4 separate regions of the Homo sapiens genome follow, and regions 2, 3 and 4 are each linked to region 1. Evidence: chromatin contacts called from ENCODE Hi-C or POLR2A ChIA-PET data. All regions are on one chromosome and are shown on one strand. Each heading gives the region's core, a stretch centred on a gene start or an enhancer-like site at or near the end of the contact. The rest is flanking DNA. Distances are from core to core; before and after follow the strand shown.

Evidence for each region. A loop is a pair of places that touch in the nucleus more often than their neighbours do. ChIA-PET counts read pairs that join two places held with the same protein, here RNA polymerase II (POLR2A). Pooled maps may share reads with other maps.
Region 2: POLR2A ChIA-PET joins it to region 1 with 12 read pairs in Caco-2. The contact joins the enhancer-like site here to the promoter of HAAO in region 1. A Hi-C loop is called at or near these places in 1 of 37 single-sample maps with no recorded cell type and 2 of 50 pooled maps. POLR2A ChIA-PET finds 5 or more read pairs at or near these places in 2 of 52 experiments (CD4-positive, alpha-beta T cell and Caco-2).
Region 3: a pooled map shows a loop between it and region 1 (4-fold over the local background). The contact joins the enhancer-like site here to the promoter of HAAO in region 1. A Hi-C loop is called at or near these places in 1 of 37 single-sample maps with no recorded cell type and 3 of 50 pooled maps. POLR2A ChIA-PET finds 5 or more read pairs at or near these places in 3 of 52 experiments (B cell, GM12878 and activated CD4-positive, alpha-beta T cell).
Region 4: a loop to region 1 is called in a map with no recorded cell type, with 9 times the contacts of the local background. The contact joins the enhancer-like site here to the promoter of HAAO in region 1. A Hi-C loop is called at or near these places in 1 of 168 maps with a recorded cell type or tissue (PC-9), 15 of 37 single-sample maps with no recorded cell type and 4 of 50 pooled maps. POLR2A ChIA-PET finds 5 or more read pairs at or near these places in 2 of 52 experiments (GM12878 and activated CD4-positive, alpha-beta T cell).

The regions. Positions count from the first base shown.
Region 1 is chr2:42,791,227-42,793,926 of GRCh38, forward strand. HAAO (3-hydroxyanthranilate 3,4-dioxygenase) reads right to left here and starts at 1,357. Exons shown (of 10, transcript NM_012205.3): 1 at 1,231-1,357. The coding sequence starts at 1,310. RefSeq lists silencers at 1,204-1,643, 1,824-1,923, 2,004-2,093.
Region 2 is chr2:43,425,275-43,428,259 of GRCh38, forward strand. It overlaps THADA (THADA armadillo repeat containing), which reads right to left. Exons shown (of 38, transcript NM_022065.5): 28 at 2,826-2,957. Among named protein-coding and RNA genes, the nearest start is that of THADA, 170 kb to the right of the region's middle. RefSeq lists enhancers at 704-783, 822-2,021, 1,176-1,265, 1,286-1,345. Within about 2 kb of position 1,362, at least 24 of the 41 ENCODE cell types and tissues checked have a DNase peak (open chromatin) inside an H3K27ac peak, as active enhancers do; they include CD4-positive, alpha-beta T cell, where a contact is called at or near this core.
Region 3 is chr2:42,127,949-42,130,662 of GRCh38, forward strand. No RefSeq gene overlaps it. Among named protein-coding and RNA genes, the nearest start is that of EML4, 40 kb to the right of the region's middle. Within about 2 kb of position 1,288, at least 8 of the 41 ENCODE cell types and tissues checked have a DNase peak (open chromatin) inside an H3K27ac peak, as active enhancers do; they include B cell and GM12878, where a contact is called at or near this core.
Region 4 is chr2:42,101,055-42,103,820 of GRCh38, forward strand. No RefSeq gene overlaps it. Among named protein-coding and RNA genes, the nearest start is that of PKDCC, 54 kb to the left of the region's middle. RefSeq lists enhancers at 1-30, 249-1,076, 1,001-1,520 and a silencer at 211-590. Within about 2 kb of position 1,382, at least 34 of the 41 ENCODE cell types and tissues checked have a DNase peak (open chromatin) inside an H3K27ac peak, as active enhancers do; they include GM12878, where a contact is called at or near this core.

The DNA of each region.
Region 1 (2,700 bases), core at 107-2,606:
CCTTGTGAAGACGAAGGTGGAGGTGGGCGTGGTACAGCAGAAGCAAGAATACCAATGATGCCAGCAAACCACCAAATGCTAGGGAGAGGCCCGGGCAGATGGACGCGAGACCTCAGGGGGAGCGAAGGGAGGACTGAGAAGGAGCGACTGCAGATGGGGATGAAGTGTTGGAAGGAGGCAAAGATGATGCTACATCTTTAATTGGGGGTGGGCAACAACAGTGATAGAAGAGATCTTTGGGGAGATATTGACTGTTGGCCATGTGGTATTGCATGGTAACCAAGAGTGTGCGTGGACTCTGGAGTCGAACTGCTCCGTGGGTTGAGTCTGGAGCCTATCGCACAGGCGCTCCGTGACACTAGAAAAGTTACTTATGAAAATCCCCCCTCACGGTGCTACTGTGAGAATGAGATGAGATGATGTAAAAACACTTGGCATAGTCCTGGGCCTGCTGTTTGCCTTGAGGTGCCACCCTACTGACCATGTCCTGTGGACACAGCAAAAATGGGGAATGTAAACCTTGATCTAGCTGGCATGTGGGGCCCCGCCATGGAACTGGGGGGATGAGGGAGGTGACCATACCACAGGGGAGGGCCTGAGAGGTCTGCCTGAGAAAGATGGCAGCTGGATGGCCAACCCTGTTGGGTGCTGCAGGCAGAGGCTACTGGCAGAGGTGGCCTAGGGAGGGTCTGGTGTGGTGTGTGTGTGTGTGTGTTCGTGCACACCTGCATAGAGGGGCCCTGAAAAAAGCAAGACATCAAGATCTTCCCAAAGGAGCGGATTCTCTGCCTCCCCCTTTGCCTGTGGCTTCTGGGACAGGGTTGGGGTGTATGATTTGGCTGCCCCCAGGCCTACATTCTAGTGCATTTCTGCCTTGAAAACCACCCTCCCCACACTTTTGAGTTTTCCCAAAATGCACAGTGTCACTTGGGGTTGGAGAATTGTTTCTCAGCCCTGGAAGGAGAGGTGCACCCTGTCATGTCATCTCCTACAGCCTGAGAACCAGCTCAGCCTTCTTCAGAAGTCAAGGCCACAGTCACAAGAAAGAGGAACAGACCGATGTGGTGGAACCGGAACAGCCTGTCTCCATCTTCCCCCAAGAACCAAGAGATTAAAGCGGTCCTTCTGCAAGCTTCTGGGTCCAGGAACTCGGAGCTGGAAGGTGAGGGCGCAGATGGAGGAGGGGGAGGAGGCGAGGGCAGGGGGCGGCCATGGGGGTGCTGGACTCACATGAGCTTGTTGCAGACCGGGGGCTGGAAGGAGCCCCGGTTCTCCTTCACCCAGGCCCTCACTCCCAGGCGGCGCTCCATGACTGTCCCGGGCGCCTCCTCGCAGCGCTGTCCTCCCGCCGTCGGAGGCCCGCAGCTCCGCCCAGCCGCCTTTTTAACCAGAATCCCAAGCTCACGAGGCGGAGCAAACCCCCGCGACCCCGTGGTGGGGGCTTGGGGCCCGCGGACTTTGCCCCCTGGTGGACTTTGGTCTGAGCCCGCCGCCCTCCGCGCCACTCCAGGCCCTGGCGAGCGCGGCGGCGGCAGCGCTGGGGAACGGCGTCCCGCGCCCTCTGCTTCTCCGCGGGGCAGGGGCTCGGTCCCCGCCACCGTCTCCGGGGCGCCCCACACACTGGCGCCTGCGGTGGGGCCTGCTCCCGGCGGAGGACAAAGAATCCAGACCCTTCCTGGACGCTTGTCCCCAGACGTTCCTTCCCTCTACGCCCCGAGGGGAATCCCAGGGAAGGTTCCCAGAAATACTACAGTGAGGAGATCGCGGGTTGGAAGTCCCAGCACCTGAGAACACGGTGCTGGCGCTGGGCTCAAGATTTGGCTTTCCCATCTGGAAAAGGGGAATGACTGCCCCGCCACTCAGGGCTGCGGCGCTCACCCAGCGGGAAGCCGCACGGCGGTCCCCGCAGGTCCCGATTCAAGGTGAGCCCCAGACCTGCTGCGTGCGGCCGGCAGACTCCGCCGCGGGCTCGGCGAGGGGAGCGGTGCAGGCGCCGAGCTGCGGAGCCCGGGCTCAGGGCAGGACCGCGAGCCCTCCCCACCTGAGGCCCAGCCGAGCGGCCGCTGTCCGCGCAGTGTCGCAGTGGACCCCGAGCCCCGTGCTGAACTCCTTAGGCGTCTTAGGAACATACTCAGTTCGCACGCAGCTATGGGAGGAATTTGGCAGATGTGGACACCGGCCTCAGTGTCCTAGCCCTCGGGAATCTCGGGGTGTTAATGATGACAGCCCCGTGTGAGAGACTCTAACAGTTATCCTGGGGGTGAGGGGCTGGGGCGCTGGGCCTGGGCGTGCATGTGTGAGGAAAGAGAAATCTGCGCGGGTGTGGAAGATGGAGAAGCCTGTCTTTCTGCAGGACTCAGAACTTTCTTAGGAAGTTTGGAGGGAGTGGGAGCTGACGGGTAGGGGAGGAGGAAAATGGCTCAGGCCCCTGACACCGGAATCCAGACTATAGAGTTTAAGAAACTAAACGCCTCTAAATCCTGCCCTCACAGCCCGCCTGGCCTGGGCTGGTTTTCTCAGCATTCCAGACATAAAGACTCCTCTAGTACAACTCAAAATCAAAACCCAGACGACAGGAAGCCGAATTCCCCACTGAGACCCTCCCGTTTCCTCTCTGACGCTCTTTTTTTTTTTTTCATTTTTCTCTCTCCTTTTTTTTAGTTATTTATCTAGCACAGTTTTAGCTGAGCACTTCTAGTG
Region 2 (2,985 bases), core at 112-2,611, 630 kb after region 1:
GCAGAAAGACGGGGCTCAACAAAGGTTGGTCTACTTCCTACTGACTTCTCTGCTCAGAACACTTTCTTTCTTGTTTTCTGCATTCCTGGGTCAAAATCTACTTCTTAATAAATTCCTTAAACTGCCTAACCAATTTTAATAAGCTACTACTGTCTAGCTTGTTAAAATTGTATGTGTGTGTGTGTGTGTGTGTGTGTGTGTGTGTGTGTGTGTGATGGTATTAAATTTAATATCCCAAGTTTAATTTTGCTACTCAAAATGTGATCTACAGACCAGCAGCAGTGGCATTATCTGGAAGACCATTTGGAAGTCGGACTCTCAGGCCTCACCTCAGATTTACTGAAATCAGAATTTATATGATAGCCAAGTGATATGTTTACATCTTAAAGTTTTAGAAACACTGTTCTATAACACACATGGACAGTCAATAAGTCAGAGCCTAGGCTCTGTACTTAAGGAATCAAGGGTGGTGCTTCTGCTTACAGGACATTTTGCTTACAGTGACTCTCAGAAGATGTGTTATCACCCTCATTTGCAAGTTGAGGAAATTGAGGTTCAGAGAGCAAGCAAGGCAGTTACAGAGCTACAATTTGAACCCAAGAGTGCAGGGCTTGTCAAGAGTGATAGATGTGCTCTTTCTGTTACACCAAAATAACCTTGTATTTTGGTTGGTGGCACTTCTGCTGTTGGTGATGTTCTATGAATCTACTTCATAAAGCACCTTACTTACTGGAAGAAAGCAACTACAACCGCAGCATTTTCTTTCACTGGAAGAACAGACTGATTGCAAACTTCTTACTTTGTATTTTTAGAGGTTAACAAATGATGCCCTAAGTACACTGGCTTCAAAGCAATATTTAAATTTTCTATATTAATGCAATCTTTGTTTTATATAATGGATACTTTGAATATAATGAGTAGTATCAGCATTCTGATTATATGTAAACTAAGCAACATTTTGGAAAGGTACTTTCAGGTACCACTGAAAGGTACTTTCAATGTAGTAATTTATTATTTCTAGGATGCAATGAACAACAGACTGAGTAGTAAAAAGCTTCCACAAATTCAATGTTCTTAAGACAGAGCACAGGTTCTAAAGCAAATCTCTGTTTCTAATGTAAACTGCAATTCTGTGCACATGCCTTTCCTCCTTGCATCAACTTTCTGAAAACATTTCTTAGTTCTTTCCACTTATTCATGAAAGAACAATTTTTAAGGCCCCTGAAAGTAAAATTTACCACCCAAATTCCTAAAATGAATCACCAAATGCCAGATGAAGGAGACTGGTAACTTTGTATATCAGGAAACAAAAACCAGTCTGCCTGAGTCATCTCTGTGATCAAAGATAACACAGCCACAGCCAAGGCTTGGCGCAAACAAATAGCTCTGCAAGCGCATGCCAGAACCTCATGTTTAATGGTTTTCTCACATTAAAATGCATAAGTCAGCTCTGTGAAACAAGGAAGTGAAACCTAGGACACTACATACATAAGAAATACTCTCTTGAGTTTGGTTTCTTACCCTTCTGCTCCAAATCCACTTCAATTTTTGGTAGAAACACAAAAATGAAGGTACTGTTTTGTCAAGAGCTAAGCAGAAAGGTAATAGCTAACTAATATGATAGGCTTCTGAAAGGTTTCATGAGAAAATTTTAATACTTCTTGGAGGCCTACATATTTAGGCCTTTGATCCAAAATGAACAAAGTAATCAGAAGACGGCAAATGCCTGAAAAGATGTAACACAAGAAGTGGTAATAGGCTCTAAAAGAAGAGAACCCTGTTATATTATTTCATGAATACTCTATATTCATGGCTTTTTTCAGGTACTACAAACGTAAAAGAGAAGACGAGTGGGAATTCATGCCACATGGCATTACCATTTACATGCCACCCATTGCACCGGCTCGCAGACTCTTCCAGAGTGAAGAGGCAGATGTCCTGACATCCTCTCGAACCCGTGGACAGAAGATACATACCAGAACCAAGCCTGCTCCGTGCTAGCCAGGCTCAACACAGGAATAACGCAAACATGGGGCTATGTCTTTCAAAAGGAGTATCTCCTATCAACACCATCCACCTGCCTTGGAGCAGACAGGGCTCAAAGAAAACATTACTTACACAGGTTCTAATGAGATCCTGTACCCACAATATAAGCACCTTACTCTGAAACACTGGGGGCAATGGCAGGAAAACCCAGGCCTCTGCTTTCACAAGACCCCTCCCAAAGTTTGTGTGTGTGTGTGTGTGTGTGTGTGTGTGTGTATACAAGTTATATATATATACACGCACACACACAATAGTTATATACAAAAGTTTTACATATAATATATATAATAGTTATATATATAATAGTTTTTAATATATACAATAGGTTTACATATATAAAAAAATATATAATATGGCCGGGCGCGGTGGCTCATGCCTGTAATCCCAGCACTTTGGGAGAATGAGGTGGGCGGATCACAAGGTCAGGAGATCGAGACCATTCTGGCTAACACAGTGAAACCCCATCTCTACTAAAAATACAAAAAATTATCCAGGCGTGGTGGCGGGTGCCTGTAGCCCCAGCTACTCCGGAGGCTGAGGCAGAAGAATGGCGTGAACCTGGGAGGGGGAGCTTGCAGTGAGCCGAGATCGCGCCACTGCACTCCAACCCAGGCGACAGAGCGAGACTCCGTCTCAAAAAACAAACAAACAAACAAATAATATATATATATAAAATATATATGATATATATAAAATAGTTTCTGAAATAAGAAGAAGATAAAATATTCCCGTAAAACTCCCACGCCAACCTAGACAATTTCTACACAGCATGACACTACCTCATAATGAAGGGAACAAAAGGTCCCATGCTGAGAGCAGAAGAAGTACCATCCATCGGGGAAGCGTAGAGTCTCTCCAACACCAAAAGTAAGAGAAACATGCTTGGATGACGATTTGGTTCTCCCATATCACTGAAACAACAATTATTACACATGAAAG
Region 3 (2,714 bases), core at 38-2,537, 660 kb before region 1:
ACATGGAATTTGGAGTGAGCCTTTGCCTCAAGGACAGACTGATAAATCCATCCTGAGTCACAAAGATGCCACACAGGCTTTGGGCTGCTACCTTATGGCTGGACATTCTAACCCCAGGCTCCTAGATGCAAAACCCAAGTCAGCCCCCATATATAGTCACAACATGCTGTTGATTTTCCCTTCAAAAACTCTTATGCCTTCTTGCTGTTGCCCTCCTCCAGGTTCTCATCACTTTATGCAAGATTATGCCAGGGACTGGGATGTATTACACCAAGGAGTTGCCAGGAGCTGCAGTGTGGGTGAGGGCTATGCCTAACAAGAGGAACGGATGTTGAGATCTGGGCCAGCACTGCACAGAGCACTCACTAAAACTGAGCTGTTGCATATGCTTTGGTGGATGTTCCCTCTGCCTGGAGCACTCTGTAGATGTCTGTTTGACTTGCCCCTCAGCCTTTTCTGCTTCTTTCAGGTCTCTGCACAAGTATCCCATTCTTAAGGGGGCCATCCCTGGCCACACTATGTCAGACAGCACACCCACTGCTACTCTTGAGCCCTTTATTCTGCCTTATTTGCCTCTATCCTCCTTATCACAACCAGATAAAACAGATTTATTATTTGTTTTGTGTTTTGGTCGCTACCGTATCCCCTGCACCTAGAACAGTGCCAGGCATATGGCAAGGATTCAACACATTTTTGCAGAATAAGTGATCTCCTTAAAAACGAGATCTTGTCCTCTTCTTCTACCACACATGACTGATCTAAGCAGGCGCTAATTATGGAATGCCCCATTTTGGAGGAGGGGCTCCTCAGGAAATCCACAGGGAGATACAAACGGGCTTTCCAGAGCCAGCACTCACCCCAAAAATCTAACTGTTCTAAAAGGAATGTAGATTTCTTAAATCTGCATCATCTGTGACTGCTCCAGAGTTTGTGACTACCAGCTCCTAACCACGCATTCTGTTCCTATGCTTTGTTCCTGACCTTCAGGACCTTTGTGAAGCTTCCCGATGGCCTGATGGTAACAAACTCTCAAGCACATACACTTTAAGAATAATATATCCCTCTCAGAGCTACACCACTGAAAGGTGTTGCTTCAACAACAGAAAGATTTATTACTTTCTTCCCTCACAGAAAAACCGCAGGAATATTTCCTTCTTGACTGCAGCAGTGAGTTCCAAGTTTCATTAAAGAACCGGCCAGATGCTTCCTCCTAGCTTGCGTGGGAAGAAGTTAAGATAAAGAGCATTTGAAACTCTACCTCTGCACACCTGCCCCATACCTTATTCCCTTTTGACAGTTCTTCTTCCTGTTTCCCCAGGGTTGGGGATATAGAGCCATGTGACCTGCCTCCCCAGACAGCTGGGGCCCTGGAACCTCCCTGGCCCCTCACCCTCTGGTATTAATAATAGATGGCTCTTAGTGAGTTGCACATCTGCCATAAAGCAGGCACTACACTTTTCAAATTGTCTCAAATTCTTAACACCCAAACCGGAAAAGAGCTGTAATCTGAGTGTCTGCTGCTTGGACAGCCCTTGTAGTCATAACAGCAGAATCTATCCTTCTGCCTCTGTCACTGAAAAGCACCTTCCTCCAGTATATCTGCACACAGGGAGTAAGTTTCTTATTCCCAAAGCCAGTCCACACAGCAGCCTGTCCCTCTGCTCTTACCTGTCCCTAAACTCCACACTCAGCTGGGACCTCCGCTCACAGCACTGTGGGTCCTGCCCCAGGACTCAGGGCTGCCCTCTTCCCTTGACATGACACTGATGGTGGCCTCAGGGGTGTAGTAGGCAGAATAATGATCCCCAAAAATGTCCACATTCTGGAACCTGTGAATATCTTACCTTACATGGACTTTGCAGGTGTGATTAAGTTAAAGACCTTGAGATGGAGAGATGATCCTGGCTTATCCAGGTAAGCATGATGTAATCACAAGGATCCTCATGAGGGACAGAAGGAGGCAGGAGAGTCAGAATCAGAGAAAATGAGAGGATGGAAGCATAGGTCAGAGTGATGTGAGGCGGGAACCGAGGAACGCAGGCAACCTTCAGAAAAGGGCTAGAAAACTCCTTCTCCCCCAAAGCCTCGGGAATGAACGCAGCCCTGCCAACACCTGGATTTTAGGTCTTCTACCTCCAGATCAGGACAATAATGAATGTGTGGTTTTAAGTCACTAAATTTGTGGTAATTTGTTACACCAGCAGTAGGGAACTGATACAAGAGGTGACACAGGAATGACACATTGTTCTAGGTGCTAGAATAGAGCAGTAAACACAAATGACAAAAATTCAAGCCCTCACAGTGCTTACATTTTAATGGAACCCTCTTTTATGATATTCCCACTCAAAAGGGTTCACAATGTCTACCCCTCTTCCCCAAATAGGCTAATCTGTAATATATGGATAATCCACAGCAATACATTTTTCACAGTCTGAGTTACTCAGATAGGAATCATGCCACATAGTTAGATGATTCCCAAAATAATCCATAGTAGGCTTCATTTCTCCTTTTCTTATTCTTTTCAGGGTTCTTCCGCCAGCTTGAGGTCAACATATTCCTCCTCACTCTTCCTATGGTTTTCTGATCTCCTATGAGTAACTCTTAGATCTCTCTCTCTCTCTCGTTCTGTCTCTCTCTCTCACACACACACATGCACACACCCCAAAGACAATCATTCTCAACCTAATTCTGTATTAGTGAGGAGGTCTTTCTAA
Region 4 (2,766 bases), core at 132-2,631, 690 kb before region 1:
GGGCCTGATTCGGATCAGCAGGGGCTGCAGGGCCGCTCTGCAGGTGGGTGACTCAGGCCCCTCTTGAACCCTTAGGCCTGAGGCAGAGACTGGGCAGGAGGCTGGGCGTGGCCGGGGAGCCCCTTCACGTGCTCCCCTTCTCGAGGGTTCACGGGGCTCTGGAGGCCCAGATGCTGGCAAAGTGGCGGGAGCGCTCCAGGGACGAGGACTCAGGTCGGGGCGCCCCCGCCAGCGCCAGGATCCCCGCTCACCCTCCGCCGCGCCCCGCCCCCGCCCCGACACACTGGGGGAGCCCCGCCCTCCCCGAGGCCCGCGCGGCGCCGCAGGAGGAATCCCAGCCATTTCCTCCACGCTGCGCGGTATGTGGCCTGCCCGCCGCCAACCGCAGCGCGAGCCGGTCCCCAGCCGCGCCTGGCAGCTGCCCCGGCTCCGCCGTGCTGCTCGGGATTCCGGGAAGGCCGCCCCCTCGTCCCGGGCCACCAGACCGGCCTTTCCAGCGGCTCCAGGCCCGTGCAGTCCCGCCGGACGCCGGCTACACCACGCGCCGCTGCTGGAACCTCTCCCAGCCCCGCGTGGCCGCCCCCGGCCCAGGCACCCCCTCCCCGGAACGCCCCCGACGGCCCCTCGCGTCCGAGCTGGAAACTGAAGTTGACGCTTGCTCCGTCACCCTGGGGCAAATTGCTTTGCCTAAGCCTCAGTTTCTCCATCTGTGAAATGGGGACGTTGGCAGGAGTGCCTGTCTCGTTGTGCTGCCCGAGGGGTGAATGAGAAAAGGAAAGCGTTGGACTACTGTCAACGCGATTTTCATTTCCCTAGGTACCACGAGGGTCCTGGCTTTTCGCACAGGATCTTAGCACCCACCCTGCCCCTCGCCTCTCCTCCAGCCCAGTTGCCGGTGGAGCAAGCAGGCCGGGCTTTGCGAGTGGGCAGAGGAGAGGGCTGGGGCCTGCCCAAGACTGCGCCCTGCACAGATTAAACAATGCCTGAAGGTCCCACGACACAGCCTTCCTCGAGATTCACCGTTGCCCTCTCCTCAATCACTAGGTTCTTGAAAGACCCAAAGGACAGTTATTTACATTTTTTTTAAATGATGTCATCGCAGTCTGAGAGCAGCCAGACACGTAGTGATCAGGGAAAGTCGAAAGTGCAGATGGGTTCGCAAACGTGGACTCTCTAGTTTTGGGTCTGCAGATGGGGCCGGCCACCACGTGCTCTCTGAGTTCTCTTTCCAAGTACAGATCCCTCCGGAGACGGAACATTGTTCCGCCTTTAATTCTTCCCAGGAGCTGCGGAGGAAGGCGTGAGAACCGGAGCCCGGGGTGACTTGCGGGGGAGGGGATCGCTTCCCCGTCGCCCACACCTGCCTAACCCACGCCCACGGCGGCCGCAAAGGCGACACCGCGTGAATCTGGAAAGCCCCGAGTTTCAACAGGCCCAACCATCGGCGGCTTTGCAGGCGCAGCACCAAGTGCTGCTCTGCCTGTGTTCCCCCAGACAGCCCCTGGTTGTGATTTGTCGTTTCCAGTCCAGCTAGAGTCCCAAGGCCAAGAACTAGACCCTTGCAGCGAGATCCGCGCCCCCCCCCACCCCACCCCGCCTCATTCTCCACAGGCGCCACAGCCACAGGCCGCATAAATAAATCCAGGTGGAGGCAGACCCAGAAACCCAGGTGCTATAAATATCCCAGCCCAGCCGGGAGACTGACCTCCCAGGCAGCCCCTCGCCCCCACCCGCCCTAGACCAGCACTTCCGGCCACCACAGCGCTGAGGGCGGATCTCCCCGCGGTGGGAGGAGCGGGCTCCACCAGGATGCAGGCCTGGCTTCCCTTTCTTTCTTCTCCTGGGAGCCTCTGGCGGCCCAACCTGAGGGCTTGCCCTCTTCTCTGGAACCACCTCCCTAACTCTCAATCGCATACCTCTCCCTCCCTCCCCCTGGTATTTTTAGAGAGGCCTTCTCTCAGGGACCCCATACTGCGACCAGACTTCAAGAAATGCTGACTTCTCTTTCTAGATGAATAAGCATAGTTGGAAGGCAACAACCTCAATCAGAGTTTACAATCTAAAATTTGATTCTAAACTTTTTCTTTTTGAAACAGTCTTGCTCTGTCACCCAGGCTGGAGTGCAGTGGCGTGATCATGGCTCACTGCAGCTTTGACCTCCCAGGTTCAAGCGATCCTCCCATCTCAGCCTCCCTAGTAGTTGGGACTACAGGCGCTGTGCCACCATGCCCGCCTGGCTAATTTTGTGTTTGTTTGTTTGTTTGTTTTTGTTTTTGTTTTTTTTTTTGAGACGGGGTTTCACTATGTTGCCCAGGCTGGTCTCGAACTCCTGGGCTCAAGCGATCTGCCCACCTCAGCCTCCAAACATGCTGGGATTACAGGTTTGAGCCACTCTGTCCAGCCCTTGATTCTACATTTTTAATAGCATTTTTTATGTGATTAAAACACAGGCTGGAGGCAGAGTAGACCTAAAAGAGGGGAAAGAAGAAGCTGAAGGCATATGCAAAGAAGAGATAGAGCCACACTAGAAAAGAAAGCTGCTCTACCAGAAGGCTGGTACCTAGGAACTCAGTGGGACTTTCTGAGCCCAGTCTCCTGGGTCTGGGACTTGGTGTGGTGCAGTTCAATAAATCCCTATTGTGGGGGGGGGGCGGGGTAGAAAAGATGTGAGATACCTTTCCTCACCCTTCATAAGGGTCATTGCTATAGCAAAAGACTGATTAACAAGAGAAAAGCATAGCAAATTTACCGAATCAAAGTTTTATG